Regions from separate parts of the Homo sapiens genome. Here region 1 is linked to region 2. Evidence: chromatin contacts called from ENCODE POLR2A ChIA-PET data. All regions are on one chromosome and are shown on one strand. Each heading gives the region's core, a stretch centred on a gene start or an enhancer-like site at or near the end of the contact. The rest is flanking DNA. Distances are from core to core; before and after follow the strand shown. Region 1 has its middle 22 kb from the start of RAB10. Region 2 overlaps SELENOI (selenoprotein I).

What was found. ChIA-PET counts read pairs that join two places held with the same protein, here RNA polymerase II (POLR2A).
Region 1: POLR2A ChIA-PET joins it to region 2 with 15 read pairs in activated T-cell. The contact joins two enhancer-like sites. POLR2A ChIA-PET finds 5 or more read pairs at or near these places in 3 of 52 experiments (OCI-LY7, PC-9 and activated T-cell).

Annotation. Positions count from the first base shown.
Region 1 is chr2:26,008,475-26,014,911 of GRCh38, reverse strand. No RefSeq gene overlaps it. Among named protein-coding and RNA genes, the nearest start is that of RAB10, 22 kb to the left of the region's middle. RefSeq lists enhancers at 2,617-3,116, 3,117-3,618. Within about 2 kb of position 2,596, at least 19 of the 41 ENCODE cell types and tissues checked have a DNase peak (open chromatin) inside an H3K27ac peak, as active enhancers do.
Region 2 is chr2:26,380,393-26,387,146 of GRCh38, reverse strand. It overlaps SELENOI (selenoprotein I), which reads right to left. Exons shown (of 10, transcript NM_033505.4): 7 at 3,800-3,848; 8 at 2,008-2,188; 9 at 611-793. Among named protein-coding and RNA genes, the nearest start is that of DRC1, 18 kb to the left of the region's middle. Within about 2 kb of position 4,391, at least 2 of the 41 ENCODE cell types and tissues checked have a DNase peak (open chromatin) inside an H3K27ac peak, as active enhancers do.

The DNA.
Region 1 (6,437 bases), core at 1,347-3,846, 370 kb after region 2:
CTTTGGTTCTTTAACAAATAAATTGTGAGGAAAAAAAAAGTGTCAGAGGGGTGATTTGTAGATAAAAGAGACTTTCAACCAATTGCAATGTGTGGGCCGGGAGCAGTGGCACACACCTGTAATCCCAGCACTTTAGGAGGCCGAGGCGGGCAGATCATGTCAGGCCAGGAGTTTGAGACCAGCCTGGGCAATGTGATGAGCTTTATCTCCACAAAATTAATAATACAAAAAAATCAGCTGGGTATGGTGGTGCATGCCTGTGGTCCCAGCTATTTGGGAGGCTGAAGTGGGAGGATTACCTGAGACCAGGAGGCAGAGGTTGCAGTGTGCCAAGACTGTGCCACTGCACTGCAGCCTGGGTGGAAACCTTGTCTCTCTCTCTCTGTCTCTCTCTCTCTGTCTCTGTCTCTGTCTCTCTCTCTCTCTCTCTCTCTCTCTCTCTCTATATATATATATATATATTTATGTATATATGTGTGTGTATATATATATGTGTTTATGTATATATATATATATATTTTTTTTTTTTTTTTTTTTTGAGACATAGTCTCACTGCAATGCCTAGGCTGGAGTGCAATGGTACAATCTCAGCTCACTGCAACCTCCACCTCCCAGGTTCAAGTAATTCTCCTGCCTCAGGCTCCTGAGCATTTGGGATTACAGGCAACTGCCACCACACCCAGATAATTTTTGTATTTTTAGTAGAGACGGGGTTTCACCATATTGGCCAGGCTGGTCTTGAACTCCTGACCTCAAGTGATCTGCCTGCCTTGGCCTCCCAAAGTGCTGAGATTACAGGCATATGCCACCAGGCCCGGCCTCACCTCCTCATTTTAAAATTGATAATATAACCAGGAGATGATTGGTCTTTGCTCTCACTCCTTATACAACTCAAGTCCAAACTGAGAACTTTGTTTGCATCCCCTCCAATACATCCAAATTCAAAAATACCTATGACTAAGGAGATTTTACTGAAGGCTTCATGGGAAGACAGAAGAGGATTACATCACACACCATAAAGCAAAGCTTAATTAGATCCCTCCACTCCACTAGCTAAACCTGTTCTCCCTCCAAAAGTTTTCTCCCTTACTACCATATTGCCAACTTTCCTCCCTTCATCTCTTTCCGTATACAACTTCTGAATTCCCTCTTTTCTTCCAGACCATTCAGTTATGGTCCCAAGTTTATCACCTCATATCATTTGCATTCAACAAAACAAAAGCACAATAGTTACCTAAAAAGCAACTATTTTTCCTCAAGCATGCTCCTTGGGAAAGTGGGAGGTATCTCAGTTCATGGCAATAGAGCCCATGTCAATAATAAATATTTCCTGGAGGCTTGTTAAGAATAAGATGCTGGGCTAAGCATCTGACAAAATGATCTCATGTCATGTAGTTCATTAGTGGCAAATCTAGTATAGAACTTTAATTAGAAAGGTTAAATCACAACTTTTTTTTTTTTTTTTTTTGAGACAGAGTCTCGCTCCCACTGTCACCTGGGCTGGAGTGCAGTGGTACGATCTCAGCTCACTGCAACCTCTGCCTCTCGGGTTCAAGTGATTCCCCTGCGTCAGCCTCCCGAGTAGCTGGGACTATAGGCACCTGCCACCACGCCCAGCTAATTTTGTGTATTTTTAGTAGAGATGGGGTTTCGCCATGTTGGCCAGGCTGGTCTCGAACTCCTGACCTCGTGATTCGCCCGCCTCGGCCTCCCAAAGTATTGGGATTACAGGTGTGAGCCACCGTGCCTGGCCTAAATCACAACTTCTGAGCCACTCATATTCATGTTCTTCAGTTTTTTGTTTGTTTGTTTGTTTTTGCTTAACAGCCCTGTAGGCTAGATGGAAAAGGTACATTATTTCATTTTCTAAAGATAGGGAAATCGAGAGACAGTGACTGAGGGACTTTGCAACTTAGGTAGTGAGAGGTCTTGATCCATGTCTAGGTTATTTTGTCTTTTGCAGGATGTATGAAATTGTGGCCAAATTCACATGGAAAATGTAACGAGTAAGGGACACTGTGTAATCTAAGACACTGTTATGTGAGGTCAAGTAGAAAGGACCGAAGCATTATGATTGATAAGGAGTACCGAGAAGAGAAGTGGGAGAGGACAGACTGTCAGTGTTTCTCCCACGGTGACAGGGAAGAGAGGCCAGTGCTGGGCAAGGCAGGATCCTGTTTGGCAAGGGATGCCTGTCCCTGTGTGGGAAAGCATGACTCATCGGGGTGCCATAGCTCAGTGACACAGGCTCTTAAGATCTTTCAAGTCCCCTTAGCCCTACTCTGTATTTACAAAGTGACTCTTGGATATACTTTGAGCTTCTGAAGTGTGCCTTCCACAAAGCAAGGAATGTGCTGACAGGGGTTTCTTCGGGCCTATTGTCAATTACATTTCACAGAATGAATGAATAATGCTGCATCTGGTTTCTCCCTCGTGGGTTTGGTTTAGAGCGAGTTTATTCATTCAACATCAGTTCAACAAATATTTATTGAGTGCCATTTACGTGCCAGGCATTGGTCGGAGCCCTTGTGACACAGTCAGATAAGATCTCTATCCTCACAGAGTGCACGCGCTGATGAGGGGATGACGCATAAGAGAAAAACAAACATATCAATAGATAACTTCAAACTGATAGTCCACACCTGGGGTTACTGAATTCCTGCACACAGGCTCAGCTGTACCCGAGGTTCTAAGACCCTCCCTGTCTCATGCATACCAGGAAGACTTAAGAAGCTTTAGCTCAATCTCAGAGGATTTAGCAGATCAAATTTCCCTCTAGTCTGACCTGGCCCCTGAGAGGCCGTGTTTAGACTTAAGACCCACTACTTCTCTCACTGCTGCAGGTTTAGCCTCACAGCCTCAGTGTGTGTCACTCTATGCCCAGTGGGTTGGAAGGTCTTTCTACTCTAGTTAATGGGAACACCAGCTCTCCCCAGCCTGTGTAAGCTCTGCTGACGGATCCATTTCCTCCTCCTCTCCAGGGTTCCTTTCCCCAGTGTGTCAGTAGTTTCTTCACACACGTGACTGATTGGAACCCAAAGAATCAGGGGAAGCCAGGCGCAATAACTCACGCCTGTAATCCCAGCCCTCTGGGAGGCTGAGGCAGGCAGATAACCTGAGCTCAGGAGTTTGAGACCAACCTGGGCAACATGATGAAATCCTGTCTCTACAAAACATACAAAAAGTAGCCAGGTGTGGTGGCTTGCACCTATAGTCCCAGCTACTCAGGAGGTTGAGGCTGCAGTGAGCCATGTTCGCACCACTGCACTCCAGCCTCGGTGACAAAGTGAGACCCTGTCTCAAAAATAAAAAAGTCAGGGGACTCCTCTGCAGGTCTCCAGGAGCCCACGTTCTCTGTGCTATAGCTTGGACACTCTCTCCAGCTGGGACATCTGCTCTGCTCACCTCCTTGGTTTCCCTTCTCTTAAGGATCACTGTCCTGAGTTCCCTGTTGACCAATGACCAATGTCTTAAAACCACTGTTTCATATATTTCATTCAACTTTTTGCTTGATTAAGGAGAGGATAAATCTAGACCCCATTCCTTCATCATGGCAAAAAGTAGACATTGTCTTCTTCTGTTAAGTAATTGTTTTTATTGAAGCATCACACACATACACAAAAGCACACAAATCCTAAGTGTATACAGCTCAATAAACTTTCACAAAATAAACACACCTGTGCAACCACCTCTCACATTAATAAATAGAATATTACCAGCACATCAGAAACGCCATGCTCCTTTCCAATCACTACCCATCCTCACGGGGGAGCCACTTTTCTAATTTTTAACACCATAGTGCCTGTTTTTGAACTTGCAGTATGTATTCTTTTGTGTCTGACCTTTTCTGTGTGTTGTGTGAAGAAATAATTCCTTTCACTGCTATGTAACATCCCATTTTATTTTATTTTATTTATTTTTCGAGATGGAGTTTCACTCTTGTTGCTCAGGCTGGATGGAGTACAATGGTGCAATCTTGGCTCACTGCAACCTCCGCCTCCCGGGTTCAAGCGATTCTCCTGCCTCAGCCTCCCAAGTAGCTGGGATTATAGGCATGCACCACCACAGCCAGCTAATTTTGTATTTTTTGTAGAGATGGGGTTTCTCCATGTTGGTCAGGCTGATCTCGAACTCCCGACCTCAGGTGATCCACCCAGCTAGGCCTCCCAAAGTGCTGGGATTACAGGCATGAGCCACCTCACCCGGCCTACATCTCATTTTATTTTATTTTATTTTATTTTTATTTATTTATTTATTTTGAGACGGAGTCTTGCTCTGTCACCCAGGCTGGAGTGCATTTGCGAGTTCTCGGCTCACTGCAAGCTCCGCCTCCCAGTTCACGCCATTCGCCTGCCTCAGCCTCCTGAGAAGGTGGGACTACAGGTGCCCCTACCACGTTCGGCTAATTTTTTGTATTTTTAATGGAGATGGGGTTTCACCGTGTTAGCCAGGATGGTCTCGATCTCCTGACCTCATGATCTGCCTGCCTTGGCCTCCCAAAGTGCTGGGATTACAGGCGTGAGCCACCGTGCCCAGCCATTTGTATTTTCTTGAGACGGAGTTGTGCTCTTATTGCCCAGGCTGGAGGGCAATGGCACAATCTCAGCTCACTGCAACCTCCACCTCCCGGGTTCAAGCAATTCTCCTGCCTCAGCCTCCCAAGTAGCTGTGATTACAGGCATGTGCCACCACACCCGGCTAATTTTGTATTTTTAGTAGAGATGGGGTTTCACCATGTTGGTCAGGCTGGTCTCGAACTCCTGACCTCAGGTGATCCACCCACCTTGGCCTCCCAAAGTGCTGGGATTACAAGCATGAGCCACTGTGCCCATCCCCATTTTATTAATATACCATATTATTCATCTATTCTAAGGTTGATGGGTATTTGAGTTGTTTCTAGTTTGGGGCTATTATAAATAGTGCTGCTGTGAACATTTTTGCACTTTTTTTGAAGCCTATGTATGTATGCATATTTCTAGGAGTACATGTGTATGTATTTCTAGGAACTGCTAGATCATGACTAGGTATCTCTTCTACTTTAGTAGATACCGCTAGTTTCCCAAAGTAGCTATCCAGTTTACACTCCCACTAGCAATGTATGAGAGTTCCAGTTGCTCCACATCTTCACCAACACTTAGTATTGTGTATTTTTCATCTTAGCTGTTCTAATGGACTTTACTTACATTACCTTTTAGAACACCCCACAGGCATAATAAAACTACCAAGCTTAATGAGCTGGCAATGTGCCAGTTCGAGACTCCTGTATGTCAGGTCTTCCATATGCATTCTGTTATGTTTGTGTTCACCAGGATTATATTTGGGCAGAATTTGAGAACTAAGTGTTAGATGTTGCACCATATAAAGAAATGGGGGGAGGAAAGGCAAACAAGGGCAGTTGTGGCAGGGGAAGCAATATGTGGAAAGGAAGGAAGTCATAAAAGGGCTTGGCTCGGGGCTGCCTGGTACAATTGTGCATGATTCTTGGAGTTGTTATTCACTCCTTTGTCTATGGGAATAGCACCTCCTGGAACTGTGCAGTGCACAACCTATGAAGCTGCACACAGCAGCCATGCCTGTCATGGTCAGGGATAAAAAGAACTTTGGTGTGTCTGGAAGGCAGGATGGGTAGGGTAGAGGAGCAGGAGAAGCCAGATTCAGAGATGGGGCAATATAACTGACTCAGCCTTTGTCAGATGTCAGAGGCTTCCTTTGAAACTCCACCCTACCATCAGCCCTCCCCTGCTAGCAGGATTGTACAAGCTTCCTCCTCTTGGATACCTCACCCCTCTGAACCAACAGAGCTGCCACTGAATTGGGGCTGAGGTGAACCCATGCCAGGAAGGAGAAATGCTGAGCAAGCCCTGGCTTGTCTTGCTTCATGACTCTGATTTCAACAAACTGAGGAACCAACACCCTGGCCTTCCCCTATCTTGGGCTTCCTCTTTGCCTACAGCTTCAGTGTACTATTCTGCCTGGGAAAACCAGATAAACTGGGGTGGGAAGCGGTGCCCCACCCACTCAACACCCTAGGTTTGTGTTACTGAGTCACCAGGGTGGTTTCTGAGGACACAAGAAAGTAACAGGAGAATCCTGGGGCTCCCAGGCATCATCCTCATGGCCTGCCAGAGTTAAGGGAACCCCTCTGAAAGAGATCCTTGGGTTGACACTCTTTTGTCTCCTCAGTACATTTTATTCCTGTATGTGGTGTCTTTTTGTTTGTTTGTTTGTTTGTTTGTTTTGGTTTTTTGTTGGTTTTTTTTTTGAGACTGAGTCTCACTTTGTCACCCAGGCTGGAGTGCAGTGGCACGATCTCAGCTCGCTGCAAACCTCCGCCTCCCGGATTCAAGTGATTCTCTTGTCTCAGCCTCCTGAGTAGCTGGGATTACAGGCATGCGCCACCATTCCCTGCTAAGTTTTGTATTTTTATTGGAGATGAG
Region 2 (6,754 bases), core at 3,142-5,641:
ATCCCTTTTCTTCTATATTTCCCCTTATTTATCAATTTTGCTGATGAGGGCTCGAGAATAACATAAATGAAGTAAAACCTCAAATAATGCCAAAGTCTTCCTTCAGTCAGAAATTCTAATCTCCCTCACCACAACTGCTTAGCAAACTGGGCAGTGGGAGGGAAAAAGCACTACACAACCAATTACATTTCTTTCCAAATTTTGTTAATGAACAATAAAAATGCCCCTAAAGCTAAAGAAGCAAGTGAAGAAATAGATAATTAACAAATGTGATTATCTGATCCCATATAACTAAAGGCTCAGTTTACAATTCTACTCACCAAGAAGATGGCTTATACATACCCACTTACAGTAATAACTAATTCCTCACAATAATTATCCAGCTTTAAAATCATTTGTTATTACAGTAACATACTCATTAGAGAAACAATATCTGAAATTAAACATCTGGATATTATCCAAAATTTAGAGAATATCCCAAAACCCTTACAGCTACTATAATAAGCAACTTTCTTTTTAAAATTTTCCATTGCCTCCTTTCTACTCGGAGGCATTTATTGGTGCCATTTATAAGCCCCAAATTGAACCCATTTTGCTGTAGATTACTCACCACTCGTACTCCATAATGGATGTGGGCCAGAGTAAAAGCAGTTGTTAATGTATACAGGAGAATGCTCTCAACGTAAGAGGCTACTCCTAGGTTTACCACTAAGACAACCAAGAAGAGAGGAACCAGCAACCAATTCAAAGTTGGACACCGGGTACTACTCATTTGGCAAACAATCAGCTGACACTGGACGTCAATTTAAAAAAATAAGAGAGAAAAAAAGAAAAATTTCATTAGCAAAGCACTTCCAAAACTAGTCTTTCCAACATTTGAAAAGCATTCAAGTACCTGAACCAACACACTTACATTATCTAAGTTCAGAAGTTCTCAATGCTTAGGGGCCCAACTGGACCCCTGGCCCTGCCCAAAAACCCATGTAACCTCAGAGTGTGTGTCAGAAGAGGCTGGAAGATAACTGAATAAGGATGCTATAGAAGGCATTCTCCCACTGGGCAACAGTTTGAATAAAAGAAATTTCTCTCAATTTTAAGATTCTACGATATGTTAAAAAAAAAAATCAAAATAGCCTCCCACACCCCCACACAATTAAGTTTCTTTATGGCAATGATGAAGAAGTGCTATCTCCAATTCAGTCCCATTGCCATAATTAGTATCTCAAAACCTCTTTGGCTCCTTTATTTTTGAAGACCTTACTTGAATATAATTTAATTCTTTCAGAGACACTTTTTATACAATGCATTAGTGTTTTTAGATATTTAAACCCTATAAAATCAGCAAGACTTGAGATATTACACACGTTACAAACATGGAAACATAAGATGAGTAGCTAAGTTACAAAATAAAAACTTCTAAGGACCCAGCCTGAGCTAGAACACAGACCTTCTGGCTTTCAGGACTATCAGAGTCTTTTCTCAACTCCTGATCTCTGCTTCCTGTCTGCTCTCTTGCACAGTCCAGCATGGAAAGGAATTTATAAGAATATGTTCTATTTATTACAAAGTTTTAAATTCCACGTTCTTAATCTTAAAATCAGCTGATTTTTAAAGTGTGTGTTTTCTCTTTCTCAAAAATCTCTTCCAAGCTTCCTAGAATAATCATTTAAGTCTGCAGCTATTTTAGCCATACTGGTAATATATTTAGAGTCTAAAGGGAATCTATAAATTTTTTCCATGAATTCTTCAGCGGGCAACCAAAATAAAAAATTTAAGTGTGCCATAGTTCCAAAATACTACTGTAGTCTCCAATCCTATTGGTTTCAAAGGGCAAAATAAAATAATTTTCAGCATTTCAGTCTTTGAGGTTACTATTCTTTCAAATTTCTGAAATAAAAATCTTTAAGTTAAAATCTGTTTATTCTAATATTAAAGATTTTTCAAATTATCAAATTCTGTCATACAATCCTAATATATATTATGATTTTTAAAAGAAAAAAATCTTACTGTACTGTTGGCAAAAGCTGTTCCAACCATAAAGTAGAATACTCTAGGATGTAGCTCTAAAATATCTGAAGGTGACCAAAGGATCCACGCTGTAGACAAAATGAACAGCAAGCATGGAGAAAATAAGGGAACCATAGCTTCATAGACTGAATTGAGTTTCAAGGTGTTATTTTTATAGCTTCTGGAAAAAAAAATCAAGTAATATAAAGAACATTATTACATATAAATTGTACAGTACTTGTACTGTAGTTTATAGTTTCCTTATTTATACACTTATTTTATACTCACAATAATCTTGTGGCATAGACAGAACCAACATCATTAATCCCATTTTACAGACAGGCTAAGTGAGGATAAGAGAATTTAAATTTACAAAACTTGGTACCAAGTGGCAGGGCCAGGATTAGGACTGAAATCTTCTGACCTCTAATCCCATTTTTTTCTCTTTAAACCAAACTATCAACTGCTGTGCTAAGAATATAAAGATGAATAAAATCTGGACTTTGTTCTATGAGATATTCTAATGGGGTAAATAAGATGAACATAAAATACTAGAAGAGTACCTCAAAGTGCGGCTTTGACACAAAGTGATAGAGAACTTAGAGTAAGACAGCTCACAATGAAAGACTCTGAGGTGCGACTGGCATACCACATCTCAGTGTCTCTAAGCACACAGGAGGTTATACAATACACGCCTGCTCAGCTGAACAGAGCTCCAAATTCCAGTCCTGCTTCCGCCATTGATCACACGACCTCGGGCAATATGTTGCCCAATGAGAGCCTCGTTGTTATAAAATGAGAAGAAAATGTAGAGAAATAATCTCTACATCCTTCAGAGCTTTAAACTGTATGGCTTCTATAAATAACTGCCAGCTCAAATAAATGAAGAAGATTAATAGCGCTTGGTTTAACATAAATAAGATTCTGCTACGCAGATTTGAGAGCTAAAGGATGAAGTGGGAAGTGTAAGAAAATGTTTCAACCAGAAGAAAAAGGAGCAAAGGAAGCAGTGGGAGTAAAATTACTAAGAAGGGAAAGAGCAAAATATATTCAGGACACAATAGGCAAATTCAGTGTGGCTGAGCAAAAGTGGAGAAGCACATAGATCAGAGAAATGAAACTCCACCTGAGCATCTCCCTTCTCCCCGCAACCCAGACAGGAACTTCTATATAAGGGCTATTTAAGAAAAGTCAGCACAGGTCCAGTTTGGTCCTAAACTACACACATTCAGAATTTTTATGATCTTGCTAAAATTTTTTTTTTTTGAGACAGAGTCTCGCTCTGTTGCCAAGGCTGGAGTGCAGTGGCGCGATCTCGACTCACTGCAACCTCCGCCTCCCAGGTTCAAGCAATTCTCCTGCCTCAGCCTCCTGAGTAGCTAGCATTACAGGCATGTGCCACCACACACAGCTAATTTTTTTATTTTTAGTAGAGACGGGTTTCACCATGTTGGTCAGGCTGGTCTCGAACCTGACCTCGTGATCCGCCCACCTCGGCCTCCCAAAGTGTTGGGATTACAGGTGTGAGCCACCGCGCCTGGCCTCATTAGAAGACTATTTGATGAGTCCAAAACCGTAACAAAAGAACTAGTAGTTTTGTGCTGTGTTTGAAATGACTACATTAGCCACCATCGACACCCTAAACTATCCTACCCCATTAAAGATTTAAAATATAGGTTTTGTGACCTTTTCAAAATGTCCTGACTCCAAAAGGAAAATAGATCCCTAAGTTCAGCTAACAACTGCTAAAACTTTTCATATTTCTTGCCCATTTAAAAAATAAAATACTTACCTGAAAAAGTTTAATAAACTCATTGGAAGAGTCACACATAATGCACAACCTAAAGGGAATAATTATTCAATTATTATGCTTATTCAAGAGCAATTATTACATTACCACTGAATCATGCAAAACAAATTTTTTTAGACCCCAAAAATTTCAGGTTCAAGTTTACTTGTGTAATAAAATTAAATACATTTATAAACAACATTTACAACAGGAAGAGTGGCAGTACAATTTGGTGATTCAGAGGGCAGACTCAAAAAGCCAGCTGGGCCTCAATTTCAGTTGTACCATGAACTGATTACGGGACTTCAGGCAAATTGGTGTTTTACTGCCTCAGTTTCCTTATTTATAAAATAGAGATAATAGTTGTACCAACCCCACAGAGCTTTGAGAAGTGAATGAGTTATGACATGTTAAGATACCTAGAACAGTATGGGGTACTGAAACTGCACAGTAAGCATGAGCTACTCAAAGGGGGAATCCTGTTGCTTCACATTTATTTTTTACCTTCCTAGCTTTTTTTTTTTTATGGAAACAGGGTCTGGCTATATTCCAGGCTGGTCACGAACTACTGGGTCAAGCAATTCTCCTACGTCAGGCTTCTGAGCAGCTGAGACTACAAGCATGAGCCACCACACCCAGTCTTCCTAGCATTTTCAGTTTCTCCCCCTAGCTACTTCCATTCGCACACTGGTTCTCTCCCCATAAACTTTAAAACAAAGATGGCCTTCCCAAGAAACCCTCCTATTGATTCTGCTGTCCTCACTATCTACTATCTTCTGCTTTGTCTTATCATTTGCTAAACTTTTCAATTGTCCTCAATTTCTTAGCACTTTTTTATTCACTGTGTTCCAACTTTGCAGAAATTATACTCTTGAAATTTACCAAGCTTTCCTAATGTTCAAATTCAGTATCGTTTTTTCATTCCTGACTGCTAAGTGAAATGCCTTGGTTGACTATCCACTAAACTGAAATTCTTTCCTCCCTTTGCCTTTGTGATGCCATTCTCCCTATGTTTCCGCTAGCCATCTCACCATTTCATTCTGTGTCCTTTGTTGCCAATTCTACTTCCTGCATATTACTACCTGGGTGCCCCACCGTACTTATACTCTCTCTCTCTCAGAATCCCTCTTAAAGCACAACTACAAGCTTACAACAGATGACTGCAATATCTAATTATGGACTCTTGGACAAACTCTAATAATCTGAACTTCAGATTCCAGTTGTACAATGGGGATGGGTTGAACTATTTTCTAGTGTCCCTTACATCTTTAAAATTCTTTGATCCTATGATCTATAGTGATATAAGTTCCTAATTATTTTCTCTCTCAAACTCCAAATCAATATATCTGGCAAGCTGCTGGGCACTTCATTTGGATGTTCCATTGTCATGCAACATATTAGCCCCAGTTTGTCTCTTCCAGACACCTGGTGACTCTACTTGGTTTGAGGGTCAATGCAGCTATGGCCTTAAAGATTAAAGGCAGAAAACATTCCTTCTAAACAATTCCTAAGACATCTGGCTTAAAACAGAAGACTAGAACCCAACAGAAATCTTATCTCTAAAAAGAATTACTCTGCTACTTCCAAGCCCAAGTAGAACAAAGTTCCCCAAATTAGACGAACTTAGAGGGAAAGGAAGGAGAAGACCACCTGAGGTCCTCAGTGTTCTCAGAAATTTTTAGCAGCTTACTCCACGTCAAGCTGGGAAGCACCAAAGGGGAGCCAAGGCTAAATGAATTAATGCAGAATTACTTGTAGCTCTGAGGTGTTGGAAATAGGCTGAGACAAACTAGCAAAAGATTTGCCACCAAGAGTAATTTTAGTTTTAAAAATCTTGAAATAACTATCTCAAGTATAGTGAGCATGTAGAAAGCCGGAGCTCTATACAGGCTGCCAAAGAGAAACGCTGCATCTTCTGTTTCTTCTTTATAGTACTTAATGTACTTTCTGAAACGAGTACTTAATTGTTAAATACTTATCTATGAAGCTCTATGTTTCAAGTAGAGAACAGTGATAGAGACCATATATATGTAGACCCGCTTTTCATCTTGCACAAGTGAAGGCCCAGACTTCATAATATAGGAAACTTAACAGCTAGAGAAAAATTGGAGTAGAATTTGTAAAAAAAAAAAAAAAAAAAAAAAAAAAAAAAGACCAAACTGAAGGAGATACAATCCAAGGATAGCATGGTCATAAAAAATATTTTCATTCCTCACATTTCCAGTTTATTTATTAAGTAGGTACACTTCAGTTAAAACCACCAAGACAAAAAGTACCTTAAGAAAAGTTAAAAAGAGAAACAATAATGGGGAAAACTATAATCTATATCAAAGGATTAATATACCTAATATATGAATAGCTTCTAAAAATAAAGGAAATGGCCAACAACCCTATAGAAAAAAAAATCTGTTTGAGAGATGTAAAATATGCAGAAAAGGACATACAAACGGCTCTTAAACACTAGAAAAGCTCATTCATAGTAAGAGAAAGGCAAATTAAAACTGTACAGACACATCATTTCTTACCTATCAGATTGGCAAAAAGTCAAACGTTTGACAATATACTATGTTGGTAAAACTGTAAATTAACAAGCACTTTCATACACTGCTGGTAGGAACAGAAAATCACACAACCCATATGTAGGGGAATATGGTAATTTTAAGCAAAACAGCACACATTTGTCCTCTACTAGCAATTCTACTTCTAGGGACCTCTTCCTCAACACCCTGGCAAAAAATATGAAAAGACTGATGTACAAGACTATTCACTGCAGCAATTTGTACAACAGCAAAAACTGGAACTAACCCAAATGTCTATTGATAGGGGGATGGTTGGACACACTACGGTACATCCACACAATGAAGTGCCAGGCAGCTGTAAGAGGACTGAGGAGGCTCCTTATAGACCACTGTGGAGTGATCGCTGGGATATACAATTAAGAGGGGGGAGGAAAAAAGG